2 separate regions of the Homo sapiens genome follow, and region 2 is linked to region 1. Evidence: read pairs that join two places in POLR2A ChIA-PET (ENCODE). Cell type or tissue: A673. All regions are shown on one strand. Links, peaks and the distances in the headings refer to the core of each region. The heading gives the core; the rest is flanking DNA.

The links. ChIA-PET counts read pairs that join two places held together with the same protein. Peaks named below come from ENCODE experiments on the same cell type or tissue, not always from the same donor. Only the 100,000 strongest peaks of a DNase experiment are listed, where the experiment ranks them.
Region 2: POLR2A ChIA-PET joins it to region 1 with 34 read pairs; 1 of 35 experiments calls an interaction of 5 or more read pairs at or near these places.

Annotation. Positions count from the first base shown.
Region 1 is chr1:185,685,565-185,691,728 of GRCh38, forward strand. No RefSeq gene overlaps it. Among named protein-coding and RNA genes, the nearest start is that of GS1-204I12.4, 42 kb to the left of the region's middle. In A673, for the core only: no CTCF peak of the experiment used is centred there; DNase peaks (open chromatin) are centred at 1,787, 2,127, 2,867, 3,877 and 1 weaker place; H3K27ac peaks cover 3,889 bases.
Region 2 is chr1:185,831,173-185,837,336 of GRCh38, forward strand. All of the region lies in intron 1 of HMCN1 (hemicentin 1), which reads left to right. Among named protein-coding and RNA genes, the nearest start is that of HMCN1, 100 kb to the left of the region's middle. In A673, for the core only: no CTCF peak of the experiment used is centred there; DNase peaks (open chromatin) are centred at 3,529 and 4,229; H3K27ac peaks cover 2,887 bases.

The DNA of each region.
Region 1 (6,164 bases), core at 1,472-5,471:
AGGTCCTCAGTGAAAGAAACCGCTGGGTGGGAGGGGAGGCAATATGAAAAGATGTGGGGCTGGAAGCCACCAGGGTACTGCAGAAAGCTGATTTCTTGTAGAATTCAGATTTTAGAAATGCATAAAAGTATATCCTCTTGGGATTAAATTGGAGACTGGATTGCTTTGGGTGAAATTTAGAGTAGCTAATGGGAGTATTGTGATTATACATTCTGAGCCAGTCATTTTAGATTTGTGTACATATTTTATAGTCTACTAATTTGCATAGAAGTATTGAAATCTTGATACTTTTAGAATTTCATTTAAGCAGCATGGACTTCCCAAAAGAAACCTTTATAGACCAATTATGATGGCTTTTTTCTCCCAAGTAGCTGCTGTCATACTATCTTTGCTTTTATTGGATTTCTTTTGAAAGTTTATTTAGAAACACACTTCTTTTGAAAAAGCCTTGGGGAGAACTCATGTACTAAAAGTATTAGTATCACTGTGAAAGACACCAAAAATGTCCTCTAATAAATTGCTAGAAGGAGGGTTTCTTTATATTTAGAATTAGGACAAACTTGAATTGCTTCAATGTGATAAATTGTTAAAATGAACTTTTTGCAGCTCAGTTGAAATTTAAAAGACTTTTCTCAAATGAATGTTCAAGGAAACAGATGGGGAAAGTACTAGGAGTTTTAAAAACTTATGTTCCCATAAAATAAAAGAGAGCATGAGTTTCACTGCTTGCTTTCCACTGCCAAAAATTCCCTTTTCCACTCTAAAAGGATATCAATATTCAAACTACTAGCAGTTACTTCTTAAATTTATGTTAATCCAGGACACAATTCATAAAAAAATGATGTGAAACAGACCAATGATAAGCCTTGTTGACATACTGAGCAATTCCATCAATGAAGTAAAAATTCTAGCAGATTAATGGATTGTTAGCACCAGCTACCATCTAGTTTCTCTCATAATTTCACAGATGACCAAAGTAACTTGTACAAAGTCAGTGGCAAAGTGGACACTAGAACTTCATTCCTTCCATCTCTCAGAGCAGTGCTTTCTTTTCCTTTTTTGTGATATTATGCTTCCACATGCTTTGCTATGCTTTTCAAATAAGTGCTCAAAATATGTTAAGATTTGTCAGTTTTCAAAAGGTCAGAATGTGAAAGGAGTTGCAGGACATGTCAAGGAACTTGAATTTTAACCTAAAGATGATAGGAGTTACTGATCACATTTGTATTTTAGAAAGTTTATTTTCTACACCTCACTATTCTTTGCTTGTGTAATTTATGTCTTCTCTCCATCTCTAATTCTTGTTACTTTTATATTATCTTGCAAGATAAATTATAGAATTGCCAATTGTATCATGTGGAAGTGGGTTCAGACTTCCTACATTTAGATTTTAGACATGCTTGCAGCATATGTGTATACTTATGGCTTTGAAGTTCTTTCTTCTATTGAGAAGGAAATAAATTGCAGAATGGCATATAGCTTCTGGCAAGAATACCATTTCAACTGCATTTTTGGAGCAAGGATTTTTTTACCCCAAGTCTGGTACAAATTATGATTTCTAACACTGGGTTTATTTTTATAGAAAGCATAATTTGTCTTAAAAACTACTGTTAACAGCCATGAAAGCTAAGGCCAAATATTAATGCACAGTGTTTCAATGACAAGCACTCTATCTTCCCAACTTTCAGTAAAATTTTGTGTAATTCATGAATAGTTTTTTCTCAGCTTTACTGAATTGAGAAATAATAAATTGTGTATATTCAAGATGTACACCTTGATGTTTTTATATACATCTACATTGTGAAAATAAAGCCAATTAACATACCAATCACTTCATGTAGTTACTATTTCCTTCCTTCCTTCCCTCTCTCCCTCTTTCCCTCCCTCCCTTCCTCCTTTTCTTTTCTCTCCCTCCCTCCCTCCCTCCCTTCCTTCCTTCCTTCCTTCCTTCCTTCCTTCCTTCCTTCCTTCCCTCCCTCCCTCCCTCCCTCTCTCTCTCTCTCTCTCTTTCTTTCTTTCTTTCTCTGTCTCTCTTCTTTTTCTTTCTTTCTTTCAAAAGTTTAATGTTGTTAGTGATGATGATGGAAAGTTGATGAGGAATTCTGGTCTAACAGATACTGGACTTTCCTGAAGTCAAGAGGTTTCATGCCAACTTTGTAAGTTAAGAAAGGTGATATCACACTTCTTCCATTGTTTTTTTCACTCTACATTGTGTTCAAATTGGCAAGCCCCAGGAAAAATATAATCATTATAATTAATCCTCCTCTATCATTTATTTTCATTGATCAAATCAATGTAAATCTGAAACTCCTAGAGCTATCTAGAATAAAACAAGCACTATGCTATGAACTTTATGTACATTCTCTTCAACAACATAGAAATACACATACTAAACTCAGTGTGTAAGAAAAAGAGAGGATTCTGTGCCAGATATCAAATATCTGTATCCAAATTCATGATAGAGGCATTAAGACTGAGGAATTTAATTCTCAACCTAGGGTATTATTGACATTTGGGCAGCACAATTCTTTTTTATGTGAGAGGTCACCCAAAGGCAGGACGTTTAGCATCTTAGACCCCTGACCACCAAGTGCCCACAGCACCCATCAGTCAGCAATGTGACTCTCTCCCTCACCTCTGACATTTCCAAATGCCCACTACAGCGGTAGCTCCATCTATGTGGAGACTAGATGATAATCAGCCTCCCTTTACTCAAATTTCACTCCTAAAATAATTTAAGAGAAATTATTTTAACCTTTTTGACCAAGACAAAATTCTGGACCAACCTACTTGACTAACCAAATGAATGGAACACTTTAGGCTGCTTCATGAATGAAGGCGGCTGAGGGTTATACACACCCCACTCCCTTCCCTCCCACTAACATGAAATAGAGCAGTGCATCCGTATAGTGCTGTAACATAGCTACAATACAGCAGGAATTGCTTGGAGTGTTTATCACAATATAGATTTTAATCCAGTAGGTTTGGACCAGGGTCAGTACCTGCATTTTTACCTGCCAGTGAACAGGTGACAATTTGAATCACATTTATCTGGAGTGATTTTACAGGATCGCTCCAGATAAAAGTGGTTCAAGTTGTTCCCTGTTCACTGCCTTAGAAGGTTTTTAACTCCAGGAAAACTCTTATAGACCCACTGGCAATAAAATTCCCTATAATAACAGCATGCAGAAGACAAGAAAGGTTCTCAGTAGAAGTTGAGAGAAATATTAGAGGAAGTAAAGCAGTGGTTTTGTCTTAGGTATAAGTCTTTTGAATAAAACAAGCACTATGTACAATCTCTTCAACAACATAGAAATATACATACTAAACTCAGTGTATAAGAAAAAGAGAGGATTCTTTTTTTATCTTTTTAAATCAAATATCTGTATCCAAATTAATGATAGAGGCATTAAAACTGAGGAATTTAATTCTCAACCTAGAGTATTTTGACAGTGGGTCAGGGTTCAGATGTACCTGAAGGGAGAGAAAATAAACAGCCTGATCCCTTGGGAGTGGCCACAGTTTTGGGGACTTGTGTATCACCTTCAAAAGAGATGAACCATGAGAATCCTCTCACCACAGGAACAAATCGAAAGGGAGGAGTAGTGACCTTCTGAACTGTTGTGGGGAAGAAGTCCATGTTCGTGAGCACATCCTTCCCTCTGTCTCCTGGGCTCAAGCAATCCTCCTGCCTCAGTCTCCTGAGTAGGTGGGACTACAGGTGTATGCCACTATGCCTAGCTTCTGTTTTTACTGAGATTGCTTTCAATAATGAAGAGTCTAATTAGAATATATATGGCTGGGATTTATTCTCATTCTTGGCTGATCTTCTATAGAGGGAAGGCATCGTGTAAAACCAATTAAAAATGACAGCATACTTCCTGTAGCAACCTCCCATAACTCCTCATTCGCAGGGATGGCAAACTTGAGGAAAGAGGTGAAATTTGTCTTTAGTGTCTCGTTCTCTCTTTACCTATTCTATTTTGCACCCCTCCCTCTTCTGCCACATAGGCCTACTAAGGAAGGGTTGGATCATAATCCCCAAAAACACAATTCCAAACAGCATAATTCTGAATGTTGAAATCCCAAAAGATCAAAATCCCTAAGCAGAAGATGGTAAAATTTAATAGGGAATGTTCATGTCAATGTATATGTAGAATCACAGAAGAATTTCCCAAGGAGCAGCACCATATAGAAAATGAATGTAAATGTATTCTCCAAGGAGAGCCTTAAAAGAAAAAAGCAGCTATTTATTGTGATGCCAGACTTCAAAATATAGTTAATAATCATGAAAGTTGGCTAACTCTTATGGACTATATCCATGCAATTGCCCATAATCTATTCCTGTAATTCACTTTTTCATATGTCAAGTTTTGTTTTTAATTGCTTTTTCTTGGCTGGGTGCGGTGGCTCACACCTGTAATCCCAGCACTTTGGGAGGCTGAGAGGGGGTGGATTTCTTGAGATCAGGAGTTCAAGACCAGCCTGACCAACATGGTGAAACCCTGTCTCTACCCAAAATACAAAAATTAGCAGGGCGTGGTGGCTGGCACCTGTAATCCCAGCTACTCAGGAGGCTGACACAGGAGAATCCCTTGAACCCAGGAGGTGGAGATTGCAGTGAGCCAAGATTGCATGACTGCACTCTAGCCTGGGTGACAGAGTGAGACTCTGTCTCAGAAAAAAAAAAAGAAAAAAAATTCTTTTTCTTTTTTGTTTTTTTTTCTACTGTTTTAAATTGTATTATTTTTTATCATTCTATATGCTATGTATTTCATGTTCATATCATTTCCCATACTGGAGGTATAAACTGTGTAGAATTTTTTAGAGACTTCTGATTCTGATTCATTTCATGCATTTTTTTTTTAAAAAATTTGACTCCATGAAAGTGTGTTATAATGTTCACTTTGCGGATAAGTATTGTGCATGTATGTAAAAACATTGAAACTTTCTCAATACATGAAGAGATGTCCTTTTTGTACATCTGCATTTGTGAAAGATAAAATTTTTCAAGATCTCTGATCTTTGGGCAACTGCATATGTGGTGGTGACCCATTGCACGTTCTGACTGATCTCATCAAACAACTTACATTGTTTGTCACAGTATTGCAGATGACTGCAGTTATAAAGCTGGGAGCACAAAATTACCAACCGTAGTCATATGGTTTATACATTTCTCTTTTGACCTGTTTCTTTATGAATATGATTTGTCTGCTCATAACTGATATATCTATGTGACTGTTAGCATACCTGAGTGTTCATGCTTGCAAAAATAGTTATGTTATTATTGCCTCTCTTATTGTGTAAAGTGGCCTATGAAGTGTTTTATTTTCTCAGGGCACAGGATCTTACTCTGTCTTCCAGGCTGGAGTGCAGTGGCTCGCTCGATCATGGCTCACTGCAACCTTGACCTCCAGGGTTCAATTGATCCTCCCACCTCAACCTCCCAAGTAGCTGAGACAACAGGTACATGCCATCATGTGTGGCTAATTTTTGTATTTTTTGTAGAGATGGGGTTTTGTTATGTTGCCCAGGCTGGTCTCAAACTCCTGAACTCAAGTGACCTGCCCGCCTTGGCCTCTCAGAGTGTTGGGATTACAGTCGTGAGATACTGCACCTGGCCTGTTATTTTTTAAATATGTTTTTCAAGTAAATCCCATTTTAAAAATGTAAATAAATATCTTTGAAAGAATTAAAATTTTTTTCCAGAATTATATTTTTGGGATTTTGATTTTTAAGGATTTCAACATTTGGGATTATGACATTTGAGATGGTATCTTTCAGGATTATGATTATAATAAATTCCTCCCCAGGGAAGATCCTCAGTCCTATTTTTCCAAAGGTTTGTTCTTAGCTAGTTCTTTTCTAATCCTCATTGGTGTCTTACCTAGAAAACATTTTCCTCTGGGAAATATTTATTCAAGTGGTTCCCGAGAAATGATAAGCCTTTATCACACAAAAATGAAATATCAAATGGTGAGTTCAGACACCCATGTGAATGGATCTTTTGGGCCATCTATTTGGTAGCCTCAAAACAAAACAAAGTATCACTCTTAAGGCTGGTTGTGCGACAATGTGCGTTTGAAATTCTCTAAATCATGTCAAAGTATGGAAGGGAACTTCAACAATTATATGATCCATCTATAGGTTTTCAGGCACATCAA
Region 2 (6,164 bases), core at 1,182-5,181, 150 kb after region 1:
AAACAATTTAGCACATGTTAAAAGAATAAACATCCTGATTAAAGGTGTTTATTTCAGGGGCATGATGATAGGTCAATCAAAGGAAATTATTAACATATCTAAGGGAAGAACACATGATTATATTAATATATATAAAAGGCATTTAACAAAATTAGTGTTAAGGCTTGATTTAATTTAAATAAAAACCCCAAATCTATTAACAGGGAATAGATATATATTTTCATAACCTGATAAAATGTATCTGTTTCAATCTCAAATCCAGTATCATCCTTAGCGGGGAAACACTAGAAGCACTTGATAATTTTAGGAACAAAACAGTAATTCCACTATCATTACATTAAGCATTGTTCAGGAGTACTAGCCAATGCAATTAGATAAAAGAAAGAAATTAGAGATATAAAAGTAGAAAAACATTTACAGTTTCTATGATTGTGTATCTGAAAAGCTGAAAAGTCTTAGAAACAGTAAAAAATTCAGTAGAGTAGTGAATGAAAAAATATTTAAAAATCAATAGCTTTTATATATACAAAAATACAACCATTCAGAACGTATAATAGAAGAAATACCCCAATTCAAAACATCTACAAGAAAGATAAAATAACTAGCCATAAGTTTACCAAGAAATGTGCAAACATATACGGGAAAAAAATAAAACCTTAAAAGAAATAAAAAACCTTCTAAGATTTCCCCCAAAATATTACAATAATTGGAATGATACACTATAGAAAGCCTCAACATCTTGTCAGTTTCTCCTAATTGATTGTATAAATTTAATGTGACATCCACAAAAGTACAGGCAGGATATTTTTGGATATAGATTGGCTGATCTAAAGTTGATAATGGCCGGGCGTGGTGGCTCACGCCTATAATTCCAGCACTTTGGGAGGCTGAGGCAGGTGGATCTCTTGAGGTCGGAAGTTCGAGACCAGCCTGGCCAACATGGTGAAACCCCCTCTCTACTAAAAATACAAAAATTAGCTGGGCGTGGTGGCGCATGCTTGTATTCCCAGCTACTTGGGGAGCTGATGTGGGAGAATCGCTTGAACCCGGGAGGCAGAGGCTGCAGTAAGCCGAGATCACACCACTGCACTCCAGCCTGGGAGACAGTGAAACTCTCTCAAAAAAACAAAAAATAAAAAAATAAAGTTGATATGGAAAAATAATAAGCATGAATGGCCAGAAAAATTTAGCAAAAGGGGAGTAATGATGTGGGACTAGTTTTACTAGATATTAAAACATATTATTAAGCCTCAATTATTAAGACAATTTGGTTCTGAGCATGAAGGTAAAGATTAGTGGATTAGTATATAGAATACATATGTGAATCATAGTGGTTTGTAATGTCAATGGAAAAAATGGGTTTTTCCATAAATAACGAGAAGCCAACTAGGTAGCCATCTGGAAAAAAAGAGGTTCCATACCTTATGCCTTAGACTAGGATAAATTCCAAATGCATCATAAATGTAAATGTACATCATAAACCATAAATATACTTGAAGACATCATGAGAGAATTCTATACAACTTTAGAGGGAAGAAGGCTTTCTCAACTGTGATAAAAATCAGGACCACAAGAAAAAGATTAATAAAGTTTACTTACTACCTAAAAGAAAGCTATTTCTGCATGGCCAAAATTGCTATAAGAAACTTCAAACTGGAGGAAAGTTTTTGCAACTTACATTACAGACAAAATCTAATTTACTTAATTTATAAAGAGCTTCTACAAATTGGCACAAAATAACCAACAACCCAGTAAAAGTGGATGGAGACTGTAGACATTCATTTTATACAAGAGAAATTCAATAGATATCTTCCATTGTTACAGTAAGCACCCCCTCTTCTCATTATTTCTGTCTTAATAGCCTTCTTATTTCTATAGTAGCATTTATTTCAACTTGTTATTTTGTCTCTTTGCTTTACTTGTTTTATTCTTCATTTTCTCTCTAAGATTGTGAATTTATTGGAGAAAAGGATTATGTCTTTTTCTTCCACAGTTGTGCCAAGCACAGTGCTGTCAAATACGAGGCATCTGATAATGTTCGATTCTATTCCAGGTTGTTCTCTTCCTCCACCAGAAAAATACCTTCTAAATAGTGTTCCTTATCACTTCTATCAAACATATTCAGCTTTTTTATACTAAACTGTATAGATGGGCAGACATTTACATTATTAAGAAGACATCATATAAATTTACCAAGTAACTGGGCTATATACAATGTGAACTGTGTAATTAGGCTTTAAATAGTCAACTTCAAGTACAGGGCATGATTAGCTAGCAGGGACTTAAAAATTATAAAAAAGTGTCAGAAGTAGTGTGTTTGCCAGTGAAGATCTTACATTTTTTTAGTTGATTTTTTGGCAGAGTCTTCATTGATAACTTCTTCAGAGTTTTGAACTCAATTTCAATTGCTTTGAATTTTCTTCATTCTTTTATCTGTCTCTTTGATTTTTATGATTAAATACCATGATGAGATTCATAGGCAGCATTAGAGACAATATATGAATGACTTCAAAAGTTCTATTAATGTCTATTATTTCTCTCATACTTTTTAGGATTAAGTACCATAATTATAATATTTTAAGGATTTTATATTACTTAGTATTTTCTTTTTCTTAATTGTTTTTTCCTGACAGCCATACTCTTTTCCAATTTCTTCAGATATCACATTTTTCATTTCCTTAATTATTACTTAAATGTTAGCCTCTTCTAAAGTTGGTTATTTATGTATCTGTGCATTTCTTATTATACACACATATACATAAACCCACTTATATTTTCTGTTTTGCAAATTAAACTACAGATTTTTGAACACAGAGACTGCACTTTATAAATTGCTATAGTGACTATTTTAAAGTAGTGATTTCTGTATATTGTTCAAAATTGTCTCTTTCTATAACTCCACTGTCATTAAACAGTGAGGGTCACTGTCTAAGTTCTGGAGATTCAAAATGTCACAGTTGCTATCATCGGAGTAGTTTATAATCTAGTTTGGGAGAATGTATAAGTGAATGTAGCTATCTACTGTTGCATAAAAAAGTATTCCAAAACTTAGTGCTATTTAATAAAATAAACATTTATTATTTGCCAGTTTTTATGGGCCAGGAGCCCTAGCACTACTGAGCTGGGTCCTCTGGCTCAGAGTCTCTTACAAGTCTATAATTAAAATACTGATTGGACCTTGTGGTCCTTGCAAAACTTGACTGAAAAAGGATCCACTTCCAAGCTACTCACATGGTTGTTGGCAGGATTGAGTTCCTCTTGAGCTATTGGACTGAGGGCCTCAGGTACATGTTGGCTGCCCTCAGTTTCTTGTTATATGGGTCTCCATAGGGTAACAGGGTAGCTCACATGGCTGGTTCACATGACTGGTTTTCATCAGAGAGCAAGAGAGGGTATGCAAGAATGCAAGACAGAAACTATGGTCTCTTTATAACTTAATCTTGGTAGTGACATCTCATCATCTTTGCTCTATTCTTTTTTTAGAAGCAGGGCATTACGTCCAGCCTATAGCCAAGAGGAGGGGATTACACAAGAGTATGAATACCAGGATGTGGGGATAATTGCAGGCCGTTTTAGAGGATGCTTGCCACATTTGATAAATACTGAACAGACAGCTAAGACATATCCTTAAGATAAATCAGTTGAGTGAGCTCTAATTCAGAAGAGTGAGACATTCAGGAGGCTTTCCCAAAACAAATTGAGACCCAAGTTGAATCTTGAAGTAAGATGTGATAAGTAAATGGGGAAAATAGCCTCTTATATAGAAAAAATATAAATAAAAATGTAGAGATGGGCATTTTTCTAGATTATGTTGGAAACAGTGACAGATAACATAACTTGACGACAGTATTATTTTCATCTCCCTTTCAGTGTCTGCTAATTGTTATGAATGGATATCTGTAAAACACAGGTCAATTACTGCATTTTGGTTTGAGTACAGATCATACAACAAAGAAACAATCTCTGCCTTTTAGAATTCAGGTTTTAAAGGAAGACTTGATAATAATCAGTTAAGAAGAATGTGCTTCAGAGTGAAGAGGAGAAGCATGGGAATTGGGAGCCAGAGGTATTGAAACCCTGTGTGTGCTATCAGTTGGTATGGGTGCACTGATCACAGTGATACCAGAGAATGGCACAGAATGTCTCTTGTTTCTCTTCTGTAGTTTTTGGAAAGTTTTGGATATGTGCCACAGCTCATTGGTATTTGTGTAGAGACACATGCCTCTCTCTTCAATTGCCGCAGTGCATTGGTGACTTGTAAGGGGAGGGGGTGGGATGGCTCAAATGTGGATGCTTTCCTATTATCAAGTATCAGCATGATGTATGTATTCTGTCTTGGGCTGAAATGCCTTTGGAGAAGATTCAGACTGGAACAAAATAATTAACTTCATTGACCTTACAGAGACTAGGATAATTTCTAAATCTAGGATGCTTTTAGTTACCAACTAAAGTGAAGACTCTGAACTTCTTCATATTAGAAGTATTTAAATTTAAAATGGGCATTTACACTGATGATCCAGTATTATTTTCAGTATTTACAATTATATTGGATATTTCATATTTTAAATATTTCTTCTATGAAGAGAAAAAAGCAAGACAGACATTTGTACATAAATAGGCATACATAATTGCAACAGTATATATAGAAAATATAAATAATATACAGAAAAAAAGAACCAAAATTGGGCTGTGGTAGATTTCAGTGTTAGAAGTCTGAACAGTGTTTCATTTCACTCAATGAAAAGGAATTCTTTGTATATTCAATAAAGACTAACAGTAGGAAGATGACATTGCTAAGACTTGTGCACTTAAAAGAGACGAAAGCTTGAAGTGAGAGGATTGAAAAAGAATACCATATCCTGACAATGACTGTTTTGATTAGACTCGAAATACTTAAAATATTTCACCTCACAACATTAACAGATAATGTCTTAAATTAATGCTTTCCTTGTTATCTTGCCTAATGCTCAGAAATATTTCTGTGCTCTTTTTCCAGTGACCATTATAAGCAAATTAATAACCACACAGCCAAAATGCATGAACACAACATGAAGCTTGTATGTGATCAGGTGAAATTCCTCTTTTTTTTCTTAGATTATAAAACAGTACAATAAGTTGAAAATTTTGAAAAATAGAAAATACTCATTCTATTTGTTCCAAACATTAATTTTTACTCTGGTGTTACCTTTCAGCACTTGTCCTTATGCACATGTGTCTTTGCAAATAATTGCAATTAATTATATATACAATTCTGTGTTTTGCCTTTTTATTTATTATATAATAAACATTGGCTTATTTTTCTCCATGGAACAATAATTTAGTTGATTCCTAATATTATTTAGAGAATTATATGTTTTTAACCATTTCTCCATTTTGACTTTATTGATATTCTAAAAATGTTCGTGTCCTTTTATTTCCAGTGAATTATAACAAAGAGCGAAATGACTTTATCATAAGGTACTTTTGTTTAGACCTTTATTTTAGGTTCAGGGGTACATGTGCAGGTTTGTTTTTAGGTAAATGGCATGTAGTGGGTGTACAGATTATTTCATCACCCGGGTGATAAGCATAGTACCCAACAGGTAGTTTTTCAAACCTCACCCTCTTCCCACCCTCCACCTTCAAGTAGACCTGGTGTCTATTCTTACCTTCTTGGTGTCCATATGTATTCAATGTTTAGCTCCCACTTGTAAGTGAGAACATTCAGTACTTGGTTTCTGTTCCTGTGTTAGTTTGCTTAGGCTAATGGCCTCTAGCTCCATCCATGTTGCTGTAAAAACATGATCTTGTCCTTTTTTATGACTGCATGGTATTCTATGGTGTATATTCCATGGTGTGTGTGTGTGTGTGTGTGTGTGTATATATAAAATATATATATAAATATATATATATGTGTCACATTTTCTTTATCCAGTCTACTGTTGATGGGCATTTAGGTTGATTCCATGTCTTGGCAATTGTGAATAGTGCTGTGATGAACATATATGTATCACAAAATACGTTTAAGACTTGTAATACATGTAACTGTAATAAATTTCACAGATGTTGTAACCATTCACAATCTTACCAACAGTACAAATATTCCAGGTTTATCATGACACTAGTTTGAGTAATAATCTTTCAAAAAAGTTTTCTTTCTTACACAGTATACTTCAAATTTGCTG